Linked DNA regions of Homo sapiens: region 2 is linked to region 1. Evidence: chromatin loops called from intact Hi-C (ENCODE). Cell type or tissue: CD4-positive, alpha-beta T cell. All regions are shown on one strand. Each heading gives the region's core, and the rest is flanking DNA. Links, peaks and the distances in the headings are about the cores only. Region 1 overlaps SEPTIN9 (septin 9). Region 2 holds the start of LOC107985087 (a long non-coding RNA gene).

Region 1 (14,816 bases), core at 6,145-8,644:
TTACCACTTTCCATCCTGTATGTGATGGTTGTTAGATATTTACTACATCCATACACATTGTAAACTAGACAATACAATAAGGAAATTTTTGCTTTAAACAGCCCCATGCATTTTAAAGAAATTAAAAGTAAAACAGAATCTTTTCTATTTGCCCATGTATTTGCTATATCCTGTGCTCTTCATTCCTTCCTGAAGAGCTGAGTTCCCATCTGGTCTCATTTCCCATGATCTTGGAGAACTTGCTTCACGGTTTTTGTAGTGCAGGTTTGCAGACAGCTAATTCCCTTTCATTTTCACTTATCTGCAAATCTTTATTTTGCTGTCATTCTTTCTTTTTTTATTTTTATTTTTATTTTTGAGACAGAGTCTCACTCTGTCTCCCCACAGGCTACAGTGCAATGGTGTGATTTCAAAACTCCTGCCCAATCTCAACTCACCAACCTTCTCCTCCCGGGCTCAAACGATTCTCCTGCCTCAGCCTCCCAAGTAGCTGGGACTACAGGCATGTGCCATCATACCCAGCTAATTTTTGTATTTTTAGTAGAGATGGGATTTCACCATGATGGCCAGGCTGGTCTCGAACTCCTGACCTCAAGTGATCTGCCTGCTTTGGCCTCCTAAAATGCTGGGATTATAGGTGTGAGCCACTGTGCCCAGCCTGCTGTCATTCTTGAACCATAATTTCACTGGTTATAGAATTCTGAGTTGTCAGTTTTTTCTTTCAGGACTTTAAAATATAGGGTTCCAGTGTCTTTGGCCTCCGTTGTTTCTGTCAAGGAATCAGCATTCATCTAGCTATTCCCCTGTAGACCACATGTTGTTTTTCCCTGGATGCTTTTAAGACTTTTTATCCAAGTTTGATTGCTCAGTACCTACCTCTGGGCAAAAAAGCCTCCAGAAACCAGAAACTTATCTAGTTTTATTCCCCTCTGTCAGGTGTAGACTCTACTCCAGCTTCTACCTACTTGAGATATTCTATACTGACTCCAGGCTGTTGTTATTTTGTTCTTTCAAATATTTTGTCCAGAGCTATAATGTTTTCTGCAGAATTGACCAGATAGCAGCTACTCTCTGTGACCAGGAGCCTTGATCTTCCAGACTTGCTGATGGGCTCACAAAGCTCCTGCCCGTGGCCCTCAGTTGGCAGTGGCCTCTCTGCCTTGAAGTTGCCATGAGTGTGTAAAACCTACAGGCTCAACCTTCCTCATTAGTACAGTCCAGAAAAGTGGAATTCCTGGTCTGGGTGGCTATGGTGCCCTAGACCACTGGCTAGACCAGGGTGGTGACTGCCAGCTGGCCGAATGTGGGGTCTCCAGCCTAGCACCCTTGGACTCTACCCCAGGAGTTATGGCTGTTTCAGGGCCAGGGGCCTGGCCTCAGCCCCTGTCCCCCTTCTCTTCTCCTCAAGTTGCCCAGCATCAGGTCCCAACCAGCATCTTTTGCAGACAGGGTGGGTCGGCTCCTCACTAGAGGGGCAGGGTTGGGCGGGAAGCCTGTTGAGCCCTCCTTCCTGTGCAGCCCACAGCCCTGGGGTTAGCTCCAGAGGGGTGCAGAAAGGAGCCCCCAAAGGCAGAAACTCACCCTTCTCTCTGTTCTTGTGCTTCCAGGGATAAAGGAGAGGTGGTCCTAGCTGGGGGGCTACCAGTGGCATGCAGGAGGCCCACATGACCACTGTTTGCTGGGGCCTTTCCTTCTCTGTGAGAGAGACGAGAGAGAGGAGAGAGAGTGTGAGTCAGGGTAGTGTCTTCTTCCAGTAACGCAGACTTCTGCACGTGTTCTCTAGGAGAAATCCCGTCACTCGCTAGAGCTCTAGATCTGGAAGAAGCTCTGCCTCTCTTCTCTCCTCCAGTGCAGTGTGTGTGTGTGTGTGTGTGTGTGTGTCCCCACATGCATTACACCCTTCTACAGAGGAAATAATTCCCGTCCAAGTGCAAAGGTTGGGATTGGAGCAGGCAGCATGTGGGCTAAAGGAGCAGAGAGGAGGAAACGGGGGCGGGGGTGAGGGTGGGAACAGGAGGTGGGTAGATGCCACGAGGCATGCCTTCCACAACTAGAAGGGCTGGTGGAGATGACCAGAATGCTCCAGACAGACCTTTTATCAAACTTCCAAAATTCAATCTTGTTTCATGAAGCCTGAGGACCCTGCAGAGTGAAAGACAAGGAAGGGCTTTCCTGCAGGGGGGTGTGTGTGCCTGTGTGTGCCTGTGTGCTGTGTGCCCCCATGTGTGTGCACGTGTGGACCTGTGTGGTGTGTGCCTGCACATGTGTGCACGTGTGGACCTGTGTGGTGTGTGCTGAGTGTGTATATGTGTGTGCCTGTGTGCTGTGTATGCACTTGCACATGTGTACACAGATCTCATTTTCCTTTTTTCTGGCTTACTAAGTGCCAGAAAGAATTTCCGTGAGCCTCTCCACCCTTCCCAAGGCTGCACATGGAGGGACTTGCGCAGGCACATGTGCGCGTGCACACAACACACACACACACACACACACACACACACACACACACACACGAGTCAGGGGCGAGCACTCCTGTGGATTGTACCTAGGCCTGGCAGGAAACCGGGTTCTGGGAAACTGTAGGCCCCACCTTTGGCAGAAAACCATGTTTTTGTTGCTGCTCGTTGAAGGGAACATTAAGTGGGGCTGGGGACAGTTTATGTTGAGAAGAGCAAATTTTGCCTATGGCACTGGGGACATTGAGTGGCTCCTGTCCCGGGCTCTGGAGGGCTTGGGAGACACGTCTGCAGCTCTGGGCATCTCTCAAGGTCACGGGCGGCCACACTCAAGGTTAGGCCCTCCTCTGTGTGAGCTGCGGTCAGCAGGAAGGCTGACCTCAGAGGCGGCCCCAGGGCCCTTGGAGGCCCTGCCCCTGAGACATGGGCCAAGGTCAGAGAGCCGAGAAGGCTGCTGCTGAGGACTCTGGTTGGCGCCCAGCCCAGCGGCCCTTCAGGCGGGCCCTGTGCAGGGGCTGATGAAGTCAGCTGGGAAATCTGTGAAATAAAGCACAGGTCCCCCAGGCTTGCCCAGAGCCCCGGCATCAGATGAGGTGCAGAGAAGGGAACTGAGCTGCCAAGTGTGAACAGGAGAGAGGAGCCCCAGGACCACACAGGGGCCCCGACATGGCAGGTGCTTGGTCAGCAGCGGTGCTGCCCTTACTGCTGGACGTGGGAAAATGCACTGACACTTGCTGACCAGAGCCGGGGTGAGCATCTGGGTGACCCTGCAGATGAGACAAAATAAGGGCTGCCGTGGGGGAGGGGCCCTTGCCGGGCCACCCTGCTGAGGCCCTGTGTTACTGTCCTGCGGCTGTCATAACAAAGGACCACAAATGAGGTGACTCAAAACATCCGAAATCGGCCACGTGCGGTGGCTCATGCCTGTAATCCCAGCACTTTGGGAGGCCGAGGCGGTTGGATCACGAGGTCAGGAGATCGAGACCATCCTGGCTAACATGGTGAAACCCCGTCTCTACTAAAAATACAAAAAAAAAAAAAAAATTAGCCGGGCGTGGTGGTGGGTGCCTGTAGTCCCAGCTGCTCAGGAGGCTGAGGCAGGAGAATGGCATGAACCTTGGAGGTGGAGGTTGCAGTGAGCCGAGATCGCGCCATTGCACTCCAGCCTGGGTGACAGAGCAAGACTCCGTCTCAAAAACAAAAACAAAAACAAAAACAAAAACATCCGAAATGTCTTCCCTAAAGTTTCTGGAGCCAGAAATCCCAGACCGAGGTGTCTGAAGGTTCATTCCTCCTGGGGGTTCCGAGGGAGACTGTCCCATGCCTTTCTCCGAGCTCTGCGGCGGCCAGCAACCCCTGGTATTCCTCGGCTTGCAGCTCGGCCTACCCCCCACCTGGCCTTCACCCTGTGTCTCTTCTTGTGTCTCTGTCCAAACTGCCCTCTCTGTTGTCTTTTTAATTTATTTTTAGGGACAGGTTCTCATTCTGTCCTCCAGGCTGGAGTGCAGTGGCGTGATCATGGCTCACTGCAGCCTCAGCCTCCCAGGCTCAAGCAATCCTCCCACCTCAGCCTTCCAAGTAGCTGGGACACAGGCGCACGCCACCATGCCTGGCTAATTTTTTAATTTTTTTGTAGAGACGAGGGCCCAGGCTGGTCTCAAACTCCTGCGCTCAGGCAATGAGACTTTGCCTCCCAAAACACTGGGATTAGAGACATGAGCTGCTGTGCCCAGCCTACCTCTGTCTTATAAAGACACCTGTCATTGGATTTAGGGCCCACTCTGATTCAATATGCCCTCAAATAACCCAATTACATCTTCAAAGACCCTATGTCCATATAAAGTCACATTCATAGGTACTGGGGGGTCAGGACTTGCATATGTCTTTTGGGGGAACACAATTCAACCCACAATGGGTCTCACCCACAGAACGAACGGCCTCTCCAGGGTGTGCGCAGGTGGGTGAGGGGCCCAGGAGAGGGACCTGCGTGGCAAGAGGGCTTGTGTTCACGTCAGAGATTCCAGAAGGAGACTGGATGGGGTGGCTGCATGGAGCAAGGGGCTACAGCCACTGTCTCCAAGTAGTTGGTGGGTTGTCTGGTAGAAAGGGAGCATTTATTTTGAGTTCCCCCAAGATATGAAGCTAGTACCAGGTACCTGGAAGGTGCTAGCGAGTAGAGCTTGACTCTTTACAGAAAGAGGTGTTTTTCTCACAATGTTCACTTGAGGACGGTGGAACAGGCTATTTCACAAGGTAGTGAGTTCCCCATGCCTGGAAGCATTCAAGCAGGGGCCATGTGGGAGTTGTTCAGGAGTGCATAGAAGGGACCTCAGAGGTCCCTGCCAATACCATCTTTGCTTGTCTTATTTTACGACAACTTGAATTTCAGAATGTAATGTTATTGGGGATATGTCTACTAGAGGGGCCTCCAGCATCAGGCCCCACACACTATGCATCATTTTTAGGGCAGGGAATGAGAGCAGGCTCCATTCTTTTTGGTTGTCTGTGAGGACCAGGAGGCTTGCTGCTGAGGCAGCTTCCTGTGGAAACAGTGTCTCAGCCCCGCAATCCATTCATCGGAGCTCCAACATCTTAATGAAACACTGTGTCAGATGGGTTCTGGGCATGTGTGTGCAGATTGTCACAAGTCCATGAGAATGCACACACGCACATTGCATGTGTGTGCACACATGTATGCACACATGCACAAGAACACGAAGACCCGAGGCAGGTATAGTCCGTGAGACAGATCCCTCTAGGCTGAAAGACTCCCCACAAGGGTCCCTAGAACAAGGCTCCAGCCTCGGCAGTCCCTCCCACTTCTGGTGGGAGGATCTCCACAGAGAAGAAGGGTCAAGAAGCACAGCTCTTGATGCTCACGGTGTACCAAGCTCTGCTTTAAGCTTGTGTCTTATTTTTTACTTATTTAGCAAATCTGTCGCTCTTGTTTTGTGCCAGATGCTGTTCTCAGCACTTTACAAATATTGATGCATGTTTGTTTCATGACAACCCTGTGAAGTAGGTAGTGTTACCCCGTTTTATAGATGAGGAAACAGGCGTAGAGGGATAAAGGGACTTGCCCAAGGTCTGTCTCTACCTTACACGCACATGAACGCTCACTCATGCGGCAGGCGCTAGTTTCCCTCTGATGTGAGTCAGGCCTTGAGCTGGTTGGGGTCTGGGTCCCACTTTGGTTGTGTTTTGCTGTGGGCACCAAGGAAGCTTCTAGCAGCCTCATCTCCCTGGTATGACCTAGCTCCAGGGACTGGATTTCCCCAAATGCTCCTGCCCAGCCTGGAGCCTCCTTTCCAGCTGGGGGAGGGCTGAACGACCCCTCACTCTTGGAGGCTGCCGGAGCCCCTCCTGCCTGCATGCGGCCGCTGCCGGGTGGACAGGCCTGCTTGTGGGTTGAGGCTCCCAGCAGCTGGGGTGGATCATTTCTCCTCCCAAGAAGCTTTGGGAGAAGCAGCTGAGGGGGCCAGCGTCCTCCTGAGGCCAATTCCCTGCCTCCCCCAGCGCAGGCGCGAAGCCATCTTTGCTTGTGTGTTTGCCACAGACAGTGGAGGGCGGTGCAATCGTGACGCCTGCTTGTTGCACTTTGCGTCCTTGAGGACGTTGACCCCTGGCCGGTGCTGGGCGCTTGCTCTTCAGTCATCTTGCCCTGACCTGGCGTGGCAGGCCCGAGCACTGCTCTTTTACAAGGAAACAGGCTCAGAGGCCTTGAGTCACTTGCCCGGGCTCCCCCAGCCAATAATTGGCTGAGCCAGGATTTCCATCCAGCTCTGTGACTCCAGAAGTCCAAGTTCTTCCCATCACGTCAGGGCCAGGAAAGGATTAGAATGCTTTTCTACGTGCCGATTATTTGGATGATCTGTGCAGCTTAGCTCGTTGTAGTTGCTCAATAAAAATGTGGAATGAATGGGCCTATATGTCCCATTGTGTGACTCAGAGCCAATGACTCTGGCTGATCCTCCTGTTTTCATTCCGTGGCCCAGCATCTCCCTTTGGGGTGTGTGACCTTGGAAGCAGTGACTCTCTCCATCCCACCTTGAATGGTGTCTGCGCCGCAGCAGGGGAGCAGCTGGGGATTGCCAGCGCCTGTTGCTGGTGGGCTGTGCGCCAGATCCCGTCTTGGATGTGTGGGTGATTGTCAGCCACATGTGTGTGAAGGGCTGTGCGTGTAGGATTTGTGCAAATGTGCCCCTCCCTGCTGCCAGCCCATGGGAGGCTGTCAAGATTCTGCCCCTGCACATTAGCCCACACTCTCTTTGTGGCCCACTGCTGTGGCTGTTCCCTTGTGTCACGTGGCTGCAGGCACAGCCCCCAAGTGGATGGGGATCGTGGGCTGAATGTGCATCAGATGCTCCTGCTTCTTGGTGGGTGGAGACCCTCAACCCATGCACCGTGGCTGCCGCATCTGAAAGGCCTTCCATGGTGAAGGACTTGGACCTGAGCAACCCTCCGCAGAGGTCTTAGAAGTGCTCCCTGGCCGGGCGCGGTGGCTCACACCTGTAATCCCAGCACTTTGGGAGGCCGAGGTGGGCGGATCACAAGGTCAGGAGATCGAGACCATCCTGGCTAACACGGTGAAACCCCGTCTCTACTAAAAATACAAAAAATTAGCCGGGCGTGGTGGCGGGTGCCTGTAGTCCCAGCTACTCGGGAGGCTGAGGCAGGAGAATGGCGTGAACCCAGGAGGCGGAGCTTGCAGTGAGCCGAGATCGCGTCACTGCACTCCAGCCTGGGCGACAGAGCGAGACTCCGTCTCAAAAAAAAAAAAAAAATGAAGTGCTCCCAGCTCTTCCTCCTGTGGTGAGGTTCTGAGTTTCCATCCTCAGAAGAAAACCTGGCTGGGGAGGGCATCTCTAGACCCGGACATAAACGCCAGGAGACCAGGGCTGCCCTCTCAGGTGACCAATCACAGAGACTCAGGGAAAGTCACGTTTGGAAGAGGCGACACTGTGTCTCAGCCTCATTCATTTCTCCATCCTACAGACACTGCCTGGTGCCCAGCCCGCACCGCGAGGCTTCCTAAGCAGCTCTGGGCACCGTGCACCTGGCATGGCCTCCAGCCCCATCTCCCTGCCTTGGGAGACCCGGTGGGGACTCCGGGCTGAGCTCCTGTGGCTGTGGAACCTTGGTGGTTTATTGTGGTGGCTGAGAACAGGGACGTGGGGTTGGACGGGTTGAGTGTAACTCCCAGTGGCTCCGTGAACTGCCTGGGAGCCTTGGGCAGCTCTTTCTCACTCTGTGCCTCCGCTTCCTGATGGAAAAATGGGGGCCAGGGGGGAGCGACCTTGAAGGTATTCGTGGGAACCAAGCGAGGTGATAAATGTAGTGTCCTTGGTAGAGAACTGGACACAGAGTCCACCCCCATGAAGGGGGCTGCTCCTCCTCCTTCTATGTTTCCTCTTGTTCTTATTTCTCCTCTTGTATCTTCTCTTCCTGCTTTCCCTCCCCCTCCCCTCCCCCCCCACATGCAGGCACACTCCATTTGGTGCCCCAACTGCCTTTCTCCATTGTCCTTCTGTAAGTGGTTCTCTAAGTGGGAACTCAGGCCTGGAAAGGGTGGGCACCCTGTCTGGTGGGCTCTGGCAGGCCAGGCGCTGAGCAGCCTCAGGAGACACAACCCTAGGAAAAGGCTCATGCAGGCTGGCTGTCATGACGGACTGTTGGTGGGAGAGGGGAAGGCGCCGTGGTAGGGGAAGCTTTGGAAACATCCACTAGTGGCCTTATTTATGACTCAGGACACCTGCCAGGTCACTAGAACACAGCTGAGGAAGCTGTCGGCCAGACGTCCAGAAGCATCAACCTGGTGGCTGGGCTGTGGGGGGACCTCTCTGGACAGGCAGACAAGGTGTCGGAGGAAGGGGCTGACACTCACTCAGTGTCTGTCATGCACTGAGGGCACAAAGGGCAGGATGGAGAGCTGGCCCACGCCACCTGTGGAATCTTCCAGGTGTGGGGGCAGATGGGGAAGCAAGGGGGCTTGAAGACACATGCGCTCATTAAATGTCCTTAAATCCCAAGAAGAAGAACAAGGACACATCCACAGGGGCAGGGCTGAAAGTCTGATGCATGGTGTTTTGGGGTCTGCTCCTGCTGCAACAGCTACAGTGGCTCCCTCTTACCTTTCTCTTCCCTCCATTCTGTTGTGAAAATGTTCAAAACACATGGTCAAGTTGAAAGCATTTTACAGGGAACACATTCAGCCATCACCTAGATTCTACCACTAACACCAAGCTACACCTGCTTTATCACCTCACCGTCCATCTATCCCTCCTTCGCCTGGCCATGAATCCATTTTATTTTTATTTTTTGGTGCATTTCAAAGTAATTTCAGGTCATCCTGATTATCTCTGGAATCACTGTCAGAAATTCCCTCCCTTCCCCTCCCCTCTCCTTTCCTTTCCTTTTCTGAGATGGGATCTTGCTAGGTCACCTAGGCTGAAGTGCGGTGGTGCAGTCATAGCACACTGCAGCCTCCAACTCCCGAGCTCAAGCAATCCTCCTGCCTCAGCCTCCTGAGTAGCTGGGACCGCAGGCATCCACCACCACACCCAGCTTCATTTTCAAAATTTCTCACCAACTCCTCACTCCTTGTATTCACCCAGGACCACTTCTCACAAAGCCAGGGTGCTGCAGGAGGGGTCAGAACCCCAAGCCCTAATCCTGGCTCTGTCATTAACACTGTGCGACCCTCAGCAAATCATTTTGCCTGTCTAGGTCCTGTTTTCATTCCTATGAAACGAGGGCGTTAAACTGTATGTTATAAATAATGAGGGCTACCAGTTACCAAGCTCCTATTTTAGGCCAGGCACTTTTCACATGTTATTATGAGTCCTTTCAATCTAGGTATTGTTCTCAATGGACAGCTTAGTCAACGGAAGCTCAGAGAGGTGGTGTAACTTGCCAAAAGTCCCACTACCCAGTGAATGTCCCCACGGGGTCTGCACCCAGGAGTCTGACACAGAGCCCAGGCCTCAGCACCTGGCGATGTTTTGGGGGTGTGAGCAGCCCAGCCTACTCTGGGCACGTGTTTACTTGCTGTTCCTTCTGCCTCATGTTTGTGTTTGTCCCCTCTGAAGCTCAGACTGTTATTTTCCAGTTCCAAATACCAAAACTGGCTAGGCACGGTGGCTCATGCCTGTAATCCCAGCACTTTGGGAGACCAAGGCGGGTGGATCACTTGAAGTCAGGAGTTCAAGACCAGCCTGGCCAACATGGTAAAACCCCATCTCTACAAAAAATACAAAAATTAGCCAGACATGGTGGCGTGCACCTGTAGTCCCAGCTACTCAAGGAGAACCCAGCTACCCAGCTACTGAGGCACGAGAATCACTTAAACCTGGGAGGTGGAGGTTGCAGTGAGCCGAGATCGCACCACTCCTCTCTAGGCTAGGCAACAAGTGTGAGACTCTGTCTCAAAAATAATAAATAAATAAAATAAAATAAAAATTAAAACCAAATGCCAAAACCAACCCACAAAATAAACCTTGGTTAAAGTAGCCTGTTCATTTTGCTTTAACTATGTATATTGCACCAGATTCTGCCAGGGGCTCAGCGTATAAAGATGAGACCCCTGCCCTGCCAGACAGGTGGGATGATGGCCATACCTTGAGTTAGTCAAGGCACCATCTGGCTGTGTAACAAAAGCTAAAACATCAGAGGCTGAGCAGCACTCGGACCCACGTCCCAGTCCAAGTGTCAGTCGTTATGGGGGCCCAGGACAGCCCGGACCTAGTTCATTCCTTTGGTGCATCCTCGACACACAGCTTCCATCTCTTGAGCTGAGATGGTTCCAGCTCCTGCCGTCATGTCTGCACTCCAGCCAGAGGGAAGGGAAGAAGGGAGAGGGGAAAGGGCAAGTGTCCCTCTTTATTTTTAAGGGCATGACCTGAAAGTTAAACACTTCAGCTCCTTCCCACTGGCCAGAACCCAGTTGTATGGCCGCTCCTGTCATCAGGGAGGCTGAGCAATGTATTCTTCAGCTGGGCTTCCCTGTGCACAACCAAAACTTCAGTTACTATAGAAAAAAGGGAGCTCAGATATTGGGGAAACAACTAGCATCTGTACCACATGCACTGATAGCTCTCTTTGTATGAACAGAGCTGTGGCAGGCCCTATGCCAGGGAGAAAGTAAGATTGGAAAAGAGCTTACCAAGGAGGTGGCATTTGCACTGTGCTTAAGGGGCAAGAAAAACGTCTTCCAATCAGGAGCCACAAATGCTTGGCTGAAGTGCTACTGCTCTTTCATCCTGGAGCTGGAACAGACGTCACCAGTCAATCATGATGGCTGCTGGGTGCACTGGCTAACATCTATAATCCCAGCACTTTGTGAGGCTGAGGGTGGGAAGATTGCTTGGGGCCAGGAGTTTGAGACCAGTTTGGGCAAATTGCAAGACCCTGTCTCTGCAAAAAAATATAAAATGTAGCTGAGTGTGGTGGCACCTGTAGACCCAGCCCCAGCTACTCGAGAGGCTGAGATGGGAGGATCGCTTGGGCCTAGGAGTTCGAGGCTGCAGTGAGCTATGATTGCACCACTGCACTCCAGCCTGGGTGACAGAGCAGGACCTGTCTCTAAAAACAATAAAATAAAATCAAAGTTTTAAAATGGAAAAAAAATCATGAGCACATAACTCCAGATGTATCCTCAAGATAGCAAACCCGGGTGGGCGCAGTGGCTCATGCCTGTAATCCTGGCACTTTGGGAGGCCAAGGTGGGTGGATCACCTGAGGTCAGGAGTTTGAGACTAGCCTGGCCAACAGCCCCATCTGTACTACAAATACAAAATTAGCTGGGCATGGTGGTGGGCACCTGTGATCCCAGCTACTTGGAAGGCTGAGGCAGGAGAATTGCTTGAACCCAGGAGGCGGAGGTTGCAGTGAGCCAAGATCACACCATTGCACTCCAGCCTGGAGAAAAAAAGCAAAACTCTGTCTCAAAAAAAAAAAAAAAAAGCAAACCCAGGGCCAGGTCTGTAGCCACATGGCCACCTTCTTCCCTGAGCATGGAGGCAGCCTCAGAAACCTGCCCCACATCACATCAGTGGGCAGTTGATTGGGTCAGCCTGCCAGTTGAACCCTATTTGCCACAGTCATTCTCCATAGTAAGGGGCATTCTAGACATACCCCCCTTCCCAGGGAAGAATAAGCCGTAGCTGCCTGAGCGTTTTATCCAGTGGTGTGCATGTCTTTTCCCAACTCTGTGTTTAGTGATGTCCTGTTTGTAGCTTGAAATTTGCCACAGTGGGTGTGTTTACACCACAGGAATTGGCAAACACTACATATCAGGCCTTACCTCCTGCTCCCTACTAGGGTAGGTTGTTTTTTTTTTGTTGTTTTTGTTTTTTGTTTCTTTTTTTTTTTGAGACGGAGTCTCGCTCTGTCGCCCAGGCTGGCGTGGAGTGATGCGATCTCCGCTCACTGCAAGCTCCGCCTCCCTGGTTCACACCATTCTCCTGCCTGAGCTTCCAGAATAGCTGGGACTACAGGCGCCCGCCACCACACCCGGCTAATTTTTTGTATTTTTAGTAGAGACGGGGTTTCACCGTGTTAGCCAGGATGGTCTCGATCTCCTGACCTCGCAATCTGCCCTCCTCGGCCTCCCAAAATGCTGGCATTATGCCACTGCGCCCGGCCTAGGGTAGGTTGTTAGAAATGTACCAGCCTGCCAGTTTCAGCCTTGTTTGTCTTTCATCCTTTTTTTTTTTTTTTTTTTTTTTGAGACGGGGTCTCTCTCTGTTGCCCCCCAGGCTGGAGTGCAGTGGTGTGATCCTGGCTCACTGCAACCTCTGCCTCCTGGGATCAAGTGATTCTCCTGCCTCAGCCTCCCAAGTAGCTGGGATTACAGGTGCCCACCACCACGTCCAGCTAAATTTTGTATTTTTAGTAGAGATGGGGTTTCACCACATTGGCCAGGCTGGTATCGAACTCCTTACCTAAGGTGATCCACCCGCCTTGGCCTCCCAAAGTGCTGGGATTACAGGCGTGAGCCACCGCACTGGGCCTCTTTCGTTCTTTCTTAATGAAAATCTTCCTGAAAGATTTGCCTACTGATGTCTGTGTCAATAGGTACTGCCTGCGGGACAGAGCCTGCCCTCCTTTTGAAGGTCTTTCTCTGTCTGGGTGACCATCTGCATGTCACTCCCTGCTGCTCAGAACTAAAGATGTAGCTATGCCTGGGGTAGGTTGGGAAAACCTGTGGGAATCACAGAGCTTGCTGTCATGCTGTGTTCTGGATACCTGAAGCTTGGCAGGCAGGTGGGATCGAGGGTGGGCATTAGGAAAGTGATGTGGCTCTATAGGAAGGGGACATAGGTCCTGAGATTTTAGGTCCCCAATTGGACAAAGCTGTTTTTTTTTTCTGGATAAATGTTCTAGCTTATTCATAATCGAGTGGTCAGTTTTCTTTTCTTTTCTTTTCTTTTTTTTTTTGAGATGGAGTCTCGCTCTTTCGCCCAGGCTGGAGTGCAGTGGCGCTATCTCGGCTCACTGCAAGCTCCGCCTCCCAGGTTCACGCCATTCTCCCGCCTCAGCCTCCGGAGTAGCTGGGACTACAGGCGCCTGCCACCGCGTCCGGCTAATTTTTTGTATTTTTAGTAGAGACAGGGTTTCACCGTGTTAGCCAGGATGGTCTCGATCTCTTGACCTCGTGATCCGCCCGCCTCGGCCTCCCAAAGTGCTGGGATTACAGGCGTGAGCCACCGCGCCCGGCCAAGTGGTCAGTTTTCTCAGCTGCCGGGTCTTGCACACCTTGCTGGCTCTGGAGACCATATGCACCATGTAGACCCCATTTGTTTCCTACCCTCAGTGTTGGGGGAGGGGCCAAGGGCCTGTCGATGTGTTGACACCTGGCCATTCACTGGCCTTGAATGTCCACATTCACCTCCTTGAAATCGATGCCCCGTATCGGAGGCTCCATGTGGATTTGGGGGCAGAGGCCTGTACTCCAGATGGTGGGGTGGCCTTCACCAATCAGGCAGATTCCCTGCCCTGCCCTGCCCTTTGGGCTCTGTAGCTCCAGATGTGTGCTCAAGATCTGTGGCCACATGGATGGGACAAGCCACAGAGACTCAGACTCCGTGGTCCCTGTGACCAGAGTAGCCGTGGCCCTGTCTGGGAATGTTCCCACCCTGTTGCTGAAGGTGAGAAATTTCTCTGTGCTGGAGAACAGCTGTGCTGAGAAGTTGGCCCATCTGGCTTGCAGGACTGCTGGGGCAAGGGAGGTCTGCTGCCGGTCTCTTCCTTCCTCCTCTGACTGGGTGCTCCTTGTCTAGGTTCCTTGCAGCAAAAGAATTCTCTAATTTATTTTGTTCCCTTATTGAGTCTCTACTCCATGAAGCCCACCTCCTAATCCCAGCTGACTGGCTCCCACCTCCTCAAGAGGAAGGCCAGGGGCAGACGAGGCTGAAGGAGGCTGACTCCCCTGTGCCTTCGCAGTCTGAGCTGATGCTGCTGTATGTTCACAGGGCTCCTTCAGCTTTTAAAAAGGCTTCAACACGTTCGTCACACGCTTGTGGCTCTCCTGGATGCCACACTAACTCAGTAAGGCCTGAGTTAGAGGCTGTTCCTGAGGCTGTGAAAATAGAAGAAGGGTCCAGAGGAGAATCCCTTCATCTGACGATCCCAGGAAGGCTTCCTAGAAGAAGCAGCCTCTGAGCTGAGACCTGAAGACAGATCAGGCCTGAGTCAGGCCAGGGAGGGTGTGAGGGGCCCACCAGGCAGAGGGAACAGGATAGGGCAGGCACAGAGGTCTGGCACCTGGCTTGTGGGGAAGTGTGAGCCCCTGGGCATGACCAAGGCGGGGAGAAGTGGCGTGAGAGGAGGCAGATGTGGCTGGCAGGAGATCGGCGGCCCCGGCCTTGCTGAGCTCCACTCTGTATGCACCAGGTGACAGAGGCTGCCCAGGACGGTGGGCAGGGAAGTGACAGGTCACATGGTCATCCCACCAACAGCCGGGAGTCCAGCTTGGGGGGACCCAAGACCCTGGGGAAGGCACGAGTCAGGGGCCTGCTAGAGCCAGGAGCTAGTGGGAGAAGGAAACAGTGTTGCTTATGAATTATAAACAGACACTCCCGCAACTTTCTCTGACGTGATACAATCTCAAAGTGGGCCACCCAGAGGTGGGAAGGTGACTTCTGGCTCTCCAGGCCTTGGGCCTGTCTTTTTTTTTTTTTTTTTTTTTTTTTTGAGATGGAGTCTCACTCTGTTGCCCAGGCTGGAGTGCAGTGGTGTAATCTTGGCTCACTACCACCTCTGCCTCCTGCGTTCAAGCAATCCTCCTGCCTCAGCCTCCTGAGTAGCTGGGATTACAGGCACCTGCCACCACACCCGGCTAATTTTTGTATTTTTAGTAGA
Region 2 (14,816 bases), core at 7,498-9,997, 540 kb after region 1:
ACCTGATAATCTACCTGCCTCTCTCTTGGACTACAGTCCCCTTGAGAGTGAGACTGGGTCCAGTAGACTGTTGTCTGCCCAGTGCCCAGCACAGGGTAGATGTCCATGAAATATACATGGACCAGTGACCGACTGAGATTGAGACTTGACTGGAAGCATCTTCCAAATGGCTGCTGGGAGAGCAGCCCATCCGGCACCCCAGCTCATGCCCCATCCCCCACTCCTCCAGCTCCTCTCCTCCCAAGTCCCTGCCGTCACAGCCAAGCTCGCGCTCCAAGGCAGCTCTGCCATCATCTGATGCAGACTCGTCAGCTGTTGCCATGGAGACCAGCCAGCAGTGAGCTCTGTGCCCTCCTGCTGCAGGGGCCGAGCAGAGCATGGGGGCACCCTGAAGCGTGCAGAGAGAACCCATCAAGGAGGAGGCGGGGGGAACGCGTGGCTCTGCATCCAGGCAAACCTGGAGTTGGGCCCCATCTGCCCCTACTCTCCTTCCTACACCTGTGACACCTCAGGCAAGTTGCTTCATCTCCCTGAGCCTCCCGTGAAATGCAGAAGATCCCAGCCACCCACTGTTATTGAAGGATGGGATCGACCCATTAGGGCATGGAGCTGTCTCTGTGTCATTTTGGTGTGCCAACCCCTGCCTTGGCTTTCTGGGGGCTGTTTTGAGTGTTCTCTCCCCTTGAACTTTGTGTCCAACTCTCCCCACCTCAACTCAGATGAGGCTGAAGGAAGGAGAGATTCCATTCCTACAATAGCACAAAAAGATTTTCTGTGACATTTGAAAACAAGAAGAAGCCTACAGGTTTGTTAACCAAATTTTGAACTTGGTCTGGCTCTGAGGGCTACTAATGTGGGGGCCACATTGGTTGCTTCCTGCAGTGAGCTAAGGGCTATGGGCAACTCTGCTCATGAAGAGCTTAAGGTGGCATCTCACTTGCAGGACAGCCTCCAGGTCTCACTGGAGTCAGGGAAAGTGATGGTTGTCCTATCTCCTTGTTGCTTTAAATGGTAGCTATCTCTGAAGATGGCTGAATGTCCCTGTGCCCACTGGGGACTTTGGGAACAGAAACATGCCAAGATGCTACAACCGGCCCTGGGCACAAAGCCACCTCTCCAGCTTTCCATGCCCAGCATTAGTCCTGGCATGGAGCTGAACACCTGTGTCTGAGGCAGGCCTAGGCCCTGATGCAAAATGTACCACCCACCTCCTTCTGCCAAATGTCAACTCGACCCAGCTGCAAGGCAGAGAAAACTTGGCAGTGTTCCCAAAGGGGACAGGAGATTGTCTCTTTTGTTAAATGAATGGATGGATGGATGGAGGATGGATGGATAGATAGATAGATGGGTGGATGGGTGAAAGGGTGGGTGGATAGGTGGTTGGATGGATGGGTGGATGATTGGATGGATGGGTGGATGGATGGGTGGGTGGGTGGGTGGTGAATGGGTGGGTGGGTAGATAACTGGATGGGTGGATGGGTGGTTGAATCGGTGGATGACTAGGTGAAAGAATGGATGAATGGATGGGTGGGTGGATGAATGGATGGGTGGGTGGGTAGGTGGATGGATGGATGGGTGAGTGGGTGGATGGATGGATGGGCGGGTGGGTGGATGGATAGGTGGGTGGGTGGATGATTGGAGACAGGAAAGAAAGAGAGAGAGAGAGAGAGAAAGGGAGGGAGGGAGGGAAGGAGGGAGGGAGGGAGGAAAGAAAGAAGGGAAGGAAGGAAGGAAGGAAGGAAGGAAGGAAGGAAGGAAGGAAGGAAGGAGAGAGACAGAAAGAGAGAGAGAAAGAAAAGAAAGAGAGAGAGAAGGAAGGGAGGAAGGAAGGAAGGGAGGGAGGGAGGGAGAGAGGAAGGAAGGAAAGAAGGAAGGAAGGAGAGAGAAAGAGAGAGAGAGAAAGAAAAAGAAAGAAAGAAAGACACAAAGAGAGAGAGAAGGAAGGGAGAAAGGAAAGAAGGAAGGAAGGAAGACAGACAAAGTGAGGAAGATTGCACCAGGATTGCCTCAGATGGGTCTTGCTATGAATAAAATTCAATAATACCAAGAAGAGCTTTACAAAAAGAGAGAGAGAGATAAGGTCAAAGAGACTTTTATGTGCTTCATGAATGAAGAACACTAAGGAGAAACGTTCCAGAAAATTTAGAGGAAAAAAAAAGTGGCTGAACATAAATTTTTGGTGAGGATAATAAAAATAAATAATGCCATAAACTCTTAGAAAACCTGGTGGTTTTCCTTCAAGGGCTTCAGTTAACTCCAGAGTGAGCTGTGAGCTGTGTCCAATTCCGTCATTTCACGGAGCAGGACACTGAGCCACGGGCCATTGAGACTTGCGTGTAATGCGGAGCTGGCGAAACACAACAGTGAGGTGTTTATTGGAGAATTTTGAATATGACTAAGTCCTTCTTTACAGAGCTTAGCATTTTCATCGTCTGTTTTAGGATGAGAGAACAGCATCAGCAGCATTCGGCACGATTGACAGGTTGTGTTTGCTCTTTGCTTATACCTCCTAAAAAGTGGACTGTCTTGGAAGTTTTATTGTAGTTCCCCTCGAAGCAGCCGCAGGTGCTCACTGGCTCACTGACAGCGAGGAGGTGATGCAATGGGCGCAGTCATTCCTCACTGCCATCGGCGTGTGCAGCTTGGGGAAGCACCACAGCACCGGGCGTGGCTCAGTTGACCAGCTGAAGGTTCCAGATCATGGAGGCAGAGAGGAGAAGCTGGCGACAGAGGGCAAGGCGGGATCTGTGGAGGCTCTTCCTCTGCCACTGTGGAACCCTGAGCCAGCCCCCTGCCTCGGGCCTGTCTATATTCCCACAGAGATGTGGAGAGCTGTTATGTGTAGCTAGATGGGTTCTAACGTGTCTCCCAGGGCTGGTATTTGGAAGAAATAATAAAGAGGAAAAAGACATTGCTGATGGATCCCAGTGGATCATGCCTGAGGTTTGGGAGCAGCCCCGGTCTTCCTTATTGAGTCTGTGTGATCTAAGTTTCCCCTCCTGTGACCTGCAGCTTCCTCCCACAGAGCTTTGCAAACTGTTTTGGCATTAGGATCCTTCTGGGAAATAGCACCTTACTCAAGACCCCAAAATATGACACAGATTAAAAAGGAGGCATGTCGTTCTGGGTGGGACGTGGGCTGCCCTACCTGACACCCTGCCTGTTGGGGCTCCCATTTCCACCCTCTCCACCCCGAACTCTGAAAACCCCTGTGCGACAGGGAACTGGCTTTGTCTTGTCTCCTCACAGCCTGACAGCCACAACTCTATTATACAGTAAGACCCCCGAGGCTAGGGACTAAGTCCTGTCTTTTTATCTCCAGCTCCTAGCAGCATTCCTAACCCAAGGCAGCCACACAGTGTTTGTTGAGTGAATGAATGACCTGGGAACTAGTCGCTAGAATAATGCTACATAACAGACAACCCCAGAAATCTCAATGACCTACAGCAACAAAGATCAACATTTTTTCTTCTTAATGGGTACAGATCAGCAGAGGCTGGGCTCCATGTGTAATTTCAGGGCTCATGGCCACACCCAGCATTGACGCGGAGCAGGGAAAAATTCTGCACCCACTCTTGGCGGGGGAGGGCGGGAACGCACTGCAAAGCCACCTGGCGAAAGAGGCAAATGTGAAATTCTACACCAGGGAGGGAGGGAAGAATTAGAAACAGGAATCCAATCTGCCACAAACTAGAAAATGGAAACAATAAAAAAGAATGCCTCCGTGGCGTGGTAGAGGTTGTTACAGCGTCATGTGTTTCAAGCTGCTGTAGGCTACAAAGCCAGGGGTGAGTGGAGCAACCGCGTGCTGTTAATGCCACGTCCCCTCTGCTGCGATCACCGCGCAGTGACCGGAAGGAGAGCTCATTCTCACAGAGGGCGATGACGTGCCGGACACAGGGACCCTTGCGCAACAAGGTCCACCACACAGAGGGATTGAAGCCGTGCGTTCTGCTCTAACAACCGCCCGAGCTGCCCCTCCTCAGAAAATGACCGATTAGGAAGGGAGGCTGGCCTGGCATCTCAAAAGCTGTCAGGACAGAGAAAAATGGGGATATTGTCAGCACTTCAGGCTCGGTGGCGGTATATCCGAGGATGTGAGGGTGTCTGCGTAACTGGCATCGGAATCGAAAGGCCCCGCCTCCCCCATGCACGGGTGCGCGCACACACTCACACCCTCCCTCCCTCCTGCTCCCCCAAAGGGACTCGAATGAAAGGCGTAAATACACCGTGTCTGCCTACCCGAGGGCTGCTGTGAGTGTCAGATGAGAAAACGCCTGGGGTAGTGGCCCGAGACTGAAGCGCGCTCCACGCCTACCAAGTGCCGCTCAACCCCAATTCTGCTCTCGGGGAGAGAAGAGAACTCCTGCCAGACCCGAGTGTTTTCAGAAGTTTGTCAGTTTAGACTTTCCTTTTTTTCCTTTCCAAAGCTCCGCTCACCCAAGAGAATAATGTAAACATTCATGATGGCGTTTTCATAGTCCCGGAGGCATTGATCATGATTGTGAATCTGAAAAGAGCTGAGTTATTCATGTTTGACAATTCAGTCATGCAGCACTCCACATGTTACAATCTTTAATGGTGAACATTGCTTTTACTTTCCAAGCACTTTCTCATCTGTTGTCTCATAGGGGAGGAGTTATTCTCCCAATTAGGGCAATCAGAAAACAGGGATCAAGGCCAGGCACGACGGCTCATGCCTGTAATCCCAACACTTTGGGGGGCCGGGGCAGGAGGATCACCTGAAATCAGGAATTTGAGACCAGCCTGGTCAACATGATGAAACCCCATATCTACTAAAAAAAAAAAAAAAAAAAAAAAAAAAAAAAAGGTTGGGTATGGTGGCATGCACCTGTAATCCCAGCTACTCAGGAGGCTGAGGCAGGAGAATTGCTTGAACCCGAGAGGGGGAGGTTGCAGTGAGCCGAGATGGCACCACTGCACTCCAGCCTGGGTGACAGAGCAAGACTCTGAGAGAAAGAAAGAAGCAAGAAAGAGAGAGAGAGAGAAGAAAGAGAGAGAGAGAGAAAGAAAGAAAAAAAAAGAAAAAGAAGAAAGAAAGAAAGAAAGGGAAGAGGAAGGGGAAAGTGAAGAGGAAGGGAAGAAAGGGGAAGGGAAGGGAAAGCAGAGGTCAAAAAGGATCAGGCCACTCGCCTACTGGGGGATAGCGCATGGAGGAATCAGACCCCACAGCCTGCTCTTCTTCCCCCTAGAACCCTCACCACTGCCAGATCACTGGGCTATGCACTGCTTCCCTCAAAATGCCTTCAGCTTTCTTTCCCCAACCCCTGAGACTTAAGGATCCCACCTCCCTCCAGAGGCCTGTGTCCCGTCCCCATTTGTTCCTCATTTCCCTGGGGTCTTTTTGCATCTCCCTTCTCTCCCTCTGCACAGCCACCGTCCTGCCTCCCTATACAAACCCCAAAGTAACCTACTCTCCCCACAGATCCTCCAGACAGACAGACACCCACCTGCTGCCTTGGCATGGGCTCCCCTGAAAGCAGTGTCTGGGGCTCGAGCTGGTGGGCAGGCATGAATTTGTGTCTGCAGGGGTTTGAACTGTGTTCTCCAAGCGATCATACCCCCAGCAACTGTAAATGTGACCTTATTCTGGAATAGCATCTTTGCAGACGTAATCAAATTAAGGCGAGGTCATAGGGTGGGACTTCAGTCCAAAGGCTGGCATCCTTAAAATAAAGAGAATTTTTTTTTATTTTTTATTTTTGAGACAGTGTCTCGCTCTGTTGCCCAGGCTGGAGTGCAGTGACTCAATCTCAGCTCACTGAAATCTCCATCTTTCCGGTTCAAGTGATTCTCATGCCTCAGCCTCCCGAGTAGCTGGGATTACAGGCACCTGCCACCACGCCCAGCTAATTTTTGTATTTTTAGTAGAGATGGGGTTTCACCATGTTGGCCAGGCTGGTCTCCAACTCCTGACCTCAGGTGATCCGCCCTCCTCAGCCTCCCAAAGTGCTGGGATTACAGGAGTGAGTCGCCACGTCTGGCCAGAAAGGGAAATTTGGACACAGAGACACACGCATGAGACCACCAAGGCAGAGACTGGAGTCTACAAGCCAAGGAACGCTGAGGCCTGCAGGCAAGCGCCGGAAGCAAGAAGAGAGGCACAGGGTGGCTTCTTCCCTGGAGCCGTCAGAAGGAACCCACCTCGCTGACACCTTGATCCTGGGCTTCTGGCCTCCAGAGCCGTGAGAGGATCCATGCCTGCTGTTCGAAGGCTCTCAGTCTGTGCGAATTTGTTACAGCAGCCACAGGAAACCGACACAGTGTCCCTCTCCCTGAGGTGTCTACAGTCCTCAGAAAGAGATGAGGCCAGGGTCACTTGCAGAAAGTCCTTTGGGAAGCATCGTGATTGGAGCAGCTGTGGCCCGGCGGGGAAGGCAGGACTTGGAGCGGGAGAGAGCTCTGTGCCAACCCCAGCTTGTCCCCTCGGTGGGGGCAGGTGCTTAGTGTCCCCCACCAGGGGCTCCTCAACTCTCAAGAGGTGAGTTCAATGCCGATCTCCCAACGTTAATGATAATAATAAGAGAGCAGCAGCCCTTGCCAGGCACCCTGCTGGGCATTCGGAGATATGACTTCTCACCCTTCAAGACGAGTCTGGCCATTCCAGGTCAGAGGAACTGGCCGTGAAGAAGCACCCACAACAGCTGGGACACGGCAGGCAACCACCATGCTTCCAGCCTCTCCCGATGGGAAGGTGTCGGCGTGCAAGGAGCTCTTGCAGGAATGCTTGTATCAAAGACCCCAAACAGGGCAGCAGAGGCCCAAGGCTGGCTGGAGTGCCAGGTGTCAGGGCTGCGTGCCCCCCACCCTCCCATCCACTCTCCCCCACCCACCCCCCACAGTTGAGACTCCTCCCTCCTGGGCAAGGGTCTGGTCATCCCCCTGACACCTGGCTTCCTCTGAACTCTGCTCTGAGAGTCACCTTTCATGCATTCGTCATTCACTCAAAAAGCCCACTCTGAGCACCCAGGCTGTGCCCGATGCCATGCTGCAAAACGGAGCCCTTACTTGAAGATGCAAGCCCAGCACACCTCCAACAGAGGTCCAGGCCTTGGGGCAGTGGCAGAAACCTGAGGCCATGCTGGCTTCCCCCCAGCTCCCCATCCCCACCTCCTCCCCTGCCACCTCCCAGGGATGCCTGTAAGCCCAGGTTTCTCCAACTGGGGTCCTCAGGAGCTCTGGGTGAGGGGCTCAGGACACACTCATCAGCACAGCTTGCTGGAGTAATCATTTTACTTAAGTAGATTGGGATGGGAGGAGTAAATGTTGTTGTTGTCATTGTTGTTTTGAGACAGGGTCTTGCTCTGTCTCCCGGGGCTGCAGTGCAATGATGCACTATAGCCTCTAAACCCTGGGCTCAAGCGATCCTCCCACCTCAGCCTCCCAAGTCTTGGGTGCCACCACACTCAGATAACTTTAAAATATTTTGTAGAGATGGAGTCTCCTTATGTTGCTCAGGCTGGTCTCCAACTCCTGGGCTCAAGTGTTCCTCCTGGCCTGGCCTCCCAAAATGCTGGGATTTTAGAGATGAGCCACTGCGCCTGGCCGGTGTTAACTTAAGTAATTTGATTGTTGCACAACCTAAAGCATAATTGTTCTACTAAGACACATAGGACCATATTACAGGGCACAATGTAAAAGTCATGAATTTCTACAACAAGCCTCAGTGGTTCAGAAACTTCTGTTCCCTTCTGCCTGCAATCCCACAGGATCCGCTCTGGCCTGGAGCAAACTCTCATTTTCCCAAGAGAGCAGCGCCCCAGCCTCCCTCCAGGCCCCATTCCAGAATCGCAGCCTCCTCTTGGTCCAGAAGTACTCGTCCCGAAGCCTGCTGAAAGGCTGAAGCCTGGAGTCACAGGAGTGGCTCCTGGGCAGCCATGGAAGCCTCCTTCCCTGTGGTGGCGGCAGCAAGGACACCAGCCATTAATCACTCTTCTCTCCGTTTTGTCAGACCCAGCAGCCTCCTGAAGATGCTGCATAAACACATTTAACCTTTAAAGGGTCGGGTGGCAGCCCCAGGGAGGGAAAGCTCAACATCCTCACCCCTGGGGTAAGCCCCCCTCCCTCCTCTGCTCTCAGACTCTCCTGGTCAAGGAAGAGGAGGGAGTTTAAAACAAGAAGGAAGGGCTCTTGGTGACCCTCACTCCACCCGTCAAGCTGACAGAGCTCCGGCTACTGAGAATCCAGGGGAGGTTCTCCAAGGAGGACGAGGGTCTAGGAGAGATGTCAGCAGGAGTGGCTGCGCCTGTCTGTCATCGCTTCCCCAGGGGCCTCTGCCACTGTGGCCCCTGAGGATGGGGCCTTTCCTGTCCACAGGAGCAAGAAGCAGTGAGGGTCCCAGGCTGGGGGAAGGGGCTCTGCCTGGGGCCTGACACCTGGGGGTCTGCTTGGCTGGAGGGGGGCCTCCGCCACCCCTTCCCTTTTTCTCCCTCCCACATTCATTCAGCAAAATCAGGAGCCGCTTCCAGGTTCCAGGCATGGAACCTGGGAACCAACGATGAAAGGAGAAAGAAAAGACAGTGTCTGACCCCAGGGGACTCCTGGTGGGTGCAGGGTGGGGAGCAGGCTTGCGAGACACTATTTCCATAGGATGAATGTAAATTCCAGGATGGGTAGGAAGGAGGCGCTGTGGAGCCCTGAGAGGGGAACGGAGCTCCAGTGCTGGAGAGGTGGCTGTCAGAGACGGGCAGCTCAGCAAAGGTGACATTTGACCTCGGTCTTACAGTATGAGTAAGAGTTCTCTGAACAGACAGAGGGAACTTGAATGTACTGGCTAGGACCTGGGCGGTGAGGACGTGGAGGCCAAGGCTCAGGTCTCAGCCACCCTGGAGCGTCAGTGAGGCCAGCCCCGAGCACCAAGACCACGCAGTGGACGCAGGGCTCTCATGGTGGATGCGTTACCTGCTGCTGGCAGCTCGCCCCAGGACCCCTCAGCTACAGAGACCTGCCCACGGCGACGCCCTCCCCTGAGGGGCCACAGCCAAAGGCCTGTGCTGGAGAGCAGGGCTGGCTGCCTCAGCCCACTCAGGACAGCTCTGAGGGCTGCCCTGGCCAGGCTCTCCCGCAGCCGCTCCAGCGTCCGCCTCCATTGTTCCTCAATAACCATCCTGCAGACTCAGCCTGCTGCCTGGGAAACCAAACCCGCAACACACAGAGGGTGACGGTAAAGCTGTAATTTAGAAACCAATGGGCAGTAAACCAGATCAGAAATAAAAGCTCCCCATCAGCTGGAAACCCAAACTCATTCCAATCTCACAACCAAGGCTCACTCCCTCCAAATGCCCACTATGGAGGACCACAGAGATCGAGGCTTCCCGGGGAGCCGTTCGAGATTCTGTCTCCCATGTTCTTGAGGTTCCTAAACCCCTAAACCAGGACACCGCACACCCGGGACGCCACCGTAGGATAGAGGGGGTTTGTCCTAAAGAAACACTGTCACGTCAGACATGGGATGGCCTGGCGCAAAAGAATGCACCACAGCTTAAGTGACACCGAAGATGCAAAAGCCAGTGTCCCAGGATGCGGAGTAAGGGCACCCAGACACCGATGCTCAGAATATCTCAGAGACACACCTGCATCACCCCAGAGACGCTGGAAGCCACAGAGTGCACACAGATGGCTTTCTTACCCACCGTGCATGGCCTGCCCCAGCAAAAGGGGCCGGCTGAGTTTCCGGGGCAGCAGATGAAGAAACCTCGGCTCTCAGAGAGGGAAATCAGAGGTAACAGACAGAACTCACCTCTTCCTCCTCTTCTTCTCTCTGTATCACTGGCTAAGAGGTTTGAGGTGGGAAGCAAATGGGTGGCCTTTGAGTGCTTGAGTTTGTCCATCAATTACACTCTCCCGCCCGAGCCATTGCAACCTGCTTTCCATAGATATCGTGAACCTCTGGCCGGGCACTGACCTAACACCAGCTTGGAGTGGCTGCTGAATGGCACTTGTTCATTTGTTTGTGGTGAGGAAGCTTAGTTGCCAGGGATTTGTTAAAGAAGACATCATGGTATGTTGTTCATTAACTCTGACCTGCCTGGCTACCTTTATTTGTAGTGGAGAGAGGGAGGCATTCTGCCCTCTGGATTTCTAACGTGCCAAGCATGTATGACAATGGCTTACAAATGCCAGTCCCTGTGGGGATGGTTTGTTCCCGTGACAATGTGCAGGTGAGCAGGCATTTTCCCCTCTCTCCTCCTCCTCGTCAGGCCTCAGGGGGTTAAAGGCTGGGAGCATGAGGAGTCTCAGGGTGGAGGATGGAGGAGGCCTGAACTAGGACCAGGTGGAGACTCGCCCCACAGGTGAGATGGAGGAAGTGACCTGGGCACAGAGTGGGCTTGGAGTATGCAGTACACAGTGGCCCTTGTGGCTGGGGTGAGGCAGGTGTGAGCCCCTCCGGGGACAGCCCTGAGCCAGAGGGTGCTGAAGGGGTCTTACCATACGTGGCCTCAAGTAGCAAGCTGGTCACCTTGAATCCCGAGAGCAACGCCAGGTAGAAGCCTGAGGAGTTGCTGGGGACAAGGCAAAAGGGCTGGGCCTGGGGTTGCAAGGAAGCACAGTGTGGGATAGGACAGGGATAGCAGCCCCTGAGGCCCTTCGTGTGAGCTGCAGGTGTGGGCAGGGCCAGAAAGGACACACGCAGGAGTGGGCAGGCAAGAGCAATAGAACAACAAGCAGAACCAGGGCAGGGCCCTGGCAATGGGGCCTCAGCCAGGCACTGAGCTTCCAGGCCCACCCATCAGCCCCAACGGGCCAGGCTCCATCCCTGAGGACTCAGGGTCAGGCAGGGCCAACAGAAGGCCAGACAGGGAGAGCAGGAGCCAGGTGACTTCCATTCCAGGGAGCAGCGCTGCGCCAGGAGCAGGAGGGAGGAAGAGCAGGACGGGGCCTCCGCAAGCCTCTCTGGGGAGCAACCCTGGAGCTCAGCTACCTCCACTGCAGCTCAGGTCTCTGAGGCCTGCAGCTCAGCACAGCTTCTTATCTGAGATGCTTCATAAAGGGCCCTTCCCGGGCACCCCTGCCCCTGTCCCCCCTAAACTCCGGGAATGGGGTCTGCCCAGGTGGGCCTGCCCACTAACCTCTGAGAACCCATGCGGACTGGGCATGGTAGCTCACGCCTGTAATCCCAGCACTTTGGGAGGCTGAGGCAGGAGGATCGCTTGAGCCCAGGAATTTGAAACCAGCCTGGGCAACAAGGCAAAAGTCTGTCTCTACTAAAAATACAAAAATTAGCTGGGGACGCTGAGGTGGGAGGATCACCTGAGCCCGGGAAGTCAAGGCTACAGTGAGCCATGATTATGCCACTGCACTCCAGCCTGGGCGACAGAGTGAGACACTGTCTCAAAAAACAAAAAGAGAGAACCCATGGGGACTGGCGTGAGCTTCAGGTCGTGTTGTCTGGGTTCAAGATCTCCATCAGGCACTTAGTAGGGGTCCATCTTATAAGCGAACCTGAGCCTCAGTTTCCTCGTATGTAAATGACAAATAACAATTATTAATAGCTACCTCATAAGATTGATGTGATAATTTTATTTTTTGTACTGTTTTTAAATTTTTAAAATTTCTGTGGGTACACGGTAGGTGTACAAATATATATATATATATATATATATATATATATATTTATTTCTGGGGTACATGAGATGTTTGATACAGGCATGCAATGTGAAATAAGCTCATCATGGAGAGTGGGGTATCCATCCCCTCAAGCATTTATCCTTTGAGTTACAAACAATCCAATGACACTCTTTAAGTTATTTTAAAATGTACAATTAAGTTATTATTGACTATAGTCACCATATTGTGCTATCAAATAGTAGATCTTATTCTTTTTTTAACTATGTTTTGTACCCTTTAACCATCCCCACCGCCCCTCCAGCTTCCAACTACCCTTCCTAGTCTCTGGTAACCATCCTTTCACTCTCTAGGTCCATGAGTTCAATTGTTTTGATCTTTGGTGTGATAACTTTTTTTTTTTTTTTTGAGATGGAGTCTTGCTCTGTCACCCAGGCTGGAGTGCAGTGTCGCCATCTCGGCTCACTGCAACCTCCGCCTCCCAGGTTCAAGCGATCCTCCTGCCTCAGCGTACTGAGTATCTGGCATTACAGGCACGCACCACCACACCTGGCTAATTTTTGTATTTTTAATAGAGATTGGGTTTTGCCGTGTTGGCCAGGCTGGTCTTGAACTCCTTGCCTCAAGTGATCCGCCCACCTCGGCCTCCCAAAGTGCTGGGAATACAGGCCTGAGCCTGTGCGCCCGGTCCTATGATAACTTTTTAAACAATATACTTAAAAGATGCTTAGCACAAGGCCAAGCAAACCCTAAATGCTCAAAACACACTTTTTAAAACTTATTATTATTATTATTATTATTATTATTATTATTATTATTATTACCAGTGACAACTTCAGTCCCCGCCACAGAGGGCTGTAGGGACTACCCCAGTACATTCTTTTTCTCTATATATTTGTCTGATCCTCTGGCAAAGTGACATTTGGAGGTTTAGAGGTGGCCGATGACTCCAGCTTAAAAGAGCTGTGGAAAAAAATAGATGAAGAAACAGGAATCATTCCACCAAGCCCACAACCTAAAAATAAGCTGGGCGTGGTGGCACGCACCTGTGATCCCAGCTACTCAGGAAACTGAGGCAGGAGAATTGCTTGAACCTGGGAGGTGGAGATTGCAGTGAGCCAAGATTGCACCACTGCACTCCAGCCTGGGCGATGGAGTGAGACCCTGTCTCAAAAAAAAAAAAAAGAAAAAAGAAAATGAAAACTGTTCAGGGCCATCTTCTGATGCTCTCGCTGCCTCTTTTTTTTTTTTTTTTTTTGAGATGGAGTTTCGCTCTTGTTGCCCAGGCTGGAGTGCAATGGCACAATCTCAACTCACTGCAGCCTCCACCTCCTGGGTTCAAGTGATTCTCCTGCCTCAGCCTCCCTAGTAGCCGGGATTACAGGTGCCTGCCACCACACCTGGCTAATTTTTTCTATTTTCAGTACAGCCAGCGTTTCGCCATGTTGACCAGGCTGGTCTGGAACTCCTGACCTCATGTGATCCACCCGTCTCGGCCTCCCAAAGTGCTGGGATTACAGGCGTGAGCCACCGCGTGCCCAGACAACTCCTGCTGCCTCTTCACCTCTAATGTTTCCCATCTCATCTCCGAAGAGCAGCCAAGCAGAAGCTCAAAAGAACCGCTCCAGCTCCCCCCTGCTCCCAGGACCTGCTCAGACCCGGGGGGATGTCATGGCCCGGATCTGTCTGTCTTGTCTACAGGTAGAGGGCGGCTTATCTGTCCCCAGTAGACCCTGTCTGTACCCCTCTCACCCCATGAGACCCTACCTCGGCCTCTCCTTCTCGCTGAGACATCTCCTCCCTCCCTGGTCCTCCACCTTCAGGTCCTCACGGCTGAGAGCCCCTGGCAGCTCCGGGAATTATCGGGCGGCATCCTGACTCCCGCCTTGCTCCTCAGACCCCTCCCCACACCCTGGCCCATTCCGGGTACAAGGGCGACTTGGTTGCCTTCATTATAGACTATAGCACAAAAACACAATAAAATAAAATGAATGTTTTCTCCGCGAAAATCCATTAGATGAGTTACTGTTGTAATTTAATAATGGGATGGGAAACTACAGCAAGTTACCGAAGTATATAATTAAAGTAAATCTATTTTAAAGCCCTTTATTGCTTAGTATTTCTCAGATCCCAGTCTCTCTTTCGCCTCCGCTCCCCTCCCCCCACCACCCCCCTTCCCTTTTTCTGAGCCTGAGGAGGAGGCTGGGTGTCACGGGTTTCTCTGAAATTGTCAGTACCTCGGTGGCAAACACAGCTTCCTGCTCTTTCCAGGAGAGGATCCTATGCCTGGCATCCCTGAGGCCCCAGGCTGGCCTCCCTTTGTCAGAGCAGGGGCAGAATGATGCTGCTACTGACTGATCCAGGACCCACCTCTGCTAGATCCTGGGGAGTGAGGCTTGATTCTTGCCCTAAAAGCAAAGCCGCCAAAACTGGGCAGAGGGTGATGCAGGGGAGTAGGGAGATGTCTGCACTAAGAATCCCCTTCACAAAGGACAGATGCCGCTGAGCCCTGCACCTCAGATTTGCCAATGATCGCCAATTCCAAGACAGCATTGTGGTTAAGACGCAGCAGGAAGCTAAGGCTCAGAGAGGTTTGGAACTTGCCCAGGGTCACACAGCTATAAGTGTCAGAGCTGGAATTGGATCTCAGGCACCTGACACAGGCCCGGCTGCCTCCAAGAAGCTCCCAAGTCTGGATTCCTGTGTGCTGGATGTAAAAGCCAGTGAGCCTGGCCAATTATTGCCCATTTTCAAAGGAGGAAAGAGGAGAGGAAAGCTTGTGGCTATTACCTCCATGGTCATTGTCTGCTTTCTGAAGGAGAGCCCCAGGAGTGGCAGAGTCAAGCCACACCTGCAATCCTGCACACCCCAAATCCTCTCTCAGTTACACCCCAACCCCTCCTTGGTAAAGAGATGAATTACCTTCATCAGAAGGGCCAGGGTAGGTCCTTCGGGGGCTCACTGGAAGCCCTAGCACCTGAGATTGACCTGGCCTGCCATAGGGAAGGGGACTCTGCAGCCGGCCAGTTCAGGACAGGAAGGGGCCAGCCAAGCCTCTGGTCACTTGAAGTGAGCTTGATGAAAGAAGTTTTGTGGTTCATTCAAACACACAATGATGCATTCTCCCCCTTCTAGAGCCCCCGGACCGCACTCAGGGATCACTGTGCTACTGGCAGCCACAGAGAACCAAGTGACCCAAATGAAGCCACACGGGCACTTTGAAATCACAG

The links. Hi-C counts contacts between places; a loop is a spot of excess contacts. Peaks named below come from ENCODE experiments on the same cell type or tissue, not always from the same donor. Only the 100,000 strongest peaks of a DNase experiment are listed, where the experiment ranks them.
Region 2: a loop joins it to region 1, with 4 times the contacts of the local background. A loop is called at or near these places in 1 of 110 quality-filtered maps.

Annotation. Positions count from the first base shown.
Region 1 is chr17:77,348,758-77,363,573 of GRCh38, forward strand. All of the region lies in intron 2 of SEPTIN9 (septin 9), which reads left to right. Among named protein-coding and RNA genes, the nearest start is that of MIR4316, 41 kb to the right of the region's middle. RefSeq lists enhancers at 5,435-5,504, 7,766-8,267. In CD4-positive, alpha-beta T cell, for the core only: no CTCF peak of the experiment used is centred there; DNase peaks (open chromatin) are centred at 7,614 and 8,154.
Region 2 is chr17:77,883,920-77,898,735 of GRCh38, forward strand. LOC107985087 (a long non-coding RNA gene) reads right to left here and starts at 9,924. Exons shown (of 4, transcript XR_001753033.2): 1 at 9,761-9,924; 2 at 6,166-6,305; 3 at 5,472-5,687; 4 at 4,631-4,742. LINC01973 (long intergenic non-protein coding RNA 1973) reads right to left here and starts at 168. Exons shown (of 2, transcript NR_028337.1): 1 at 3-168. RefSeq lists enhancers at 6,408-6,908, 7,349-7,897. In CD4-positive, alpha-beta T cell, for the core only: no CTCF peak of the experiment used is centred there; a DNase peak (open chromatin) is centred at 8,669.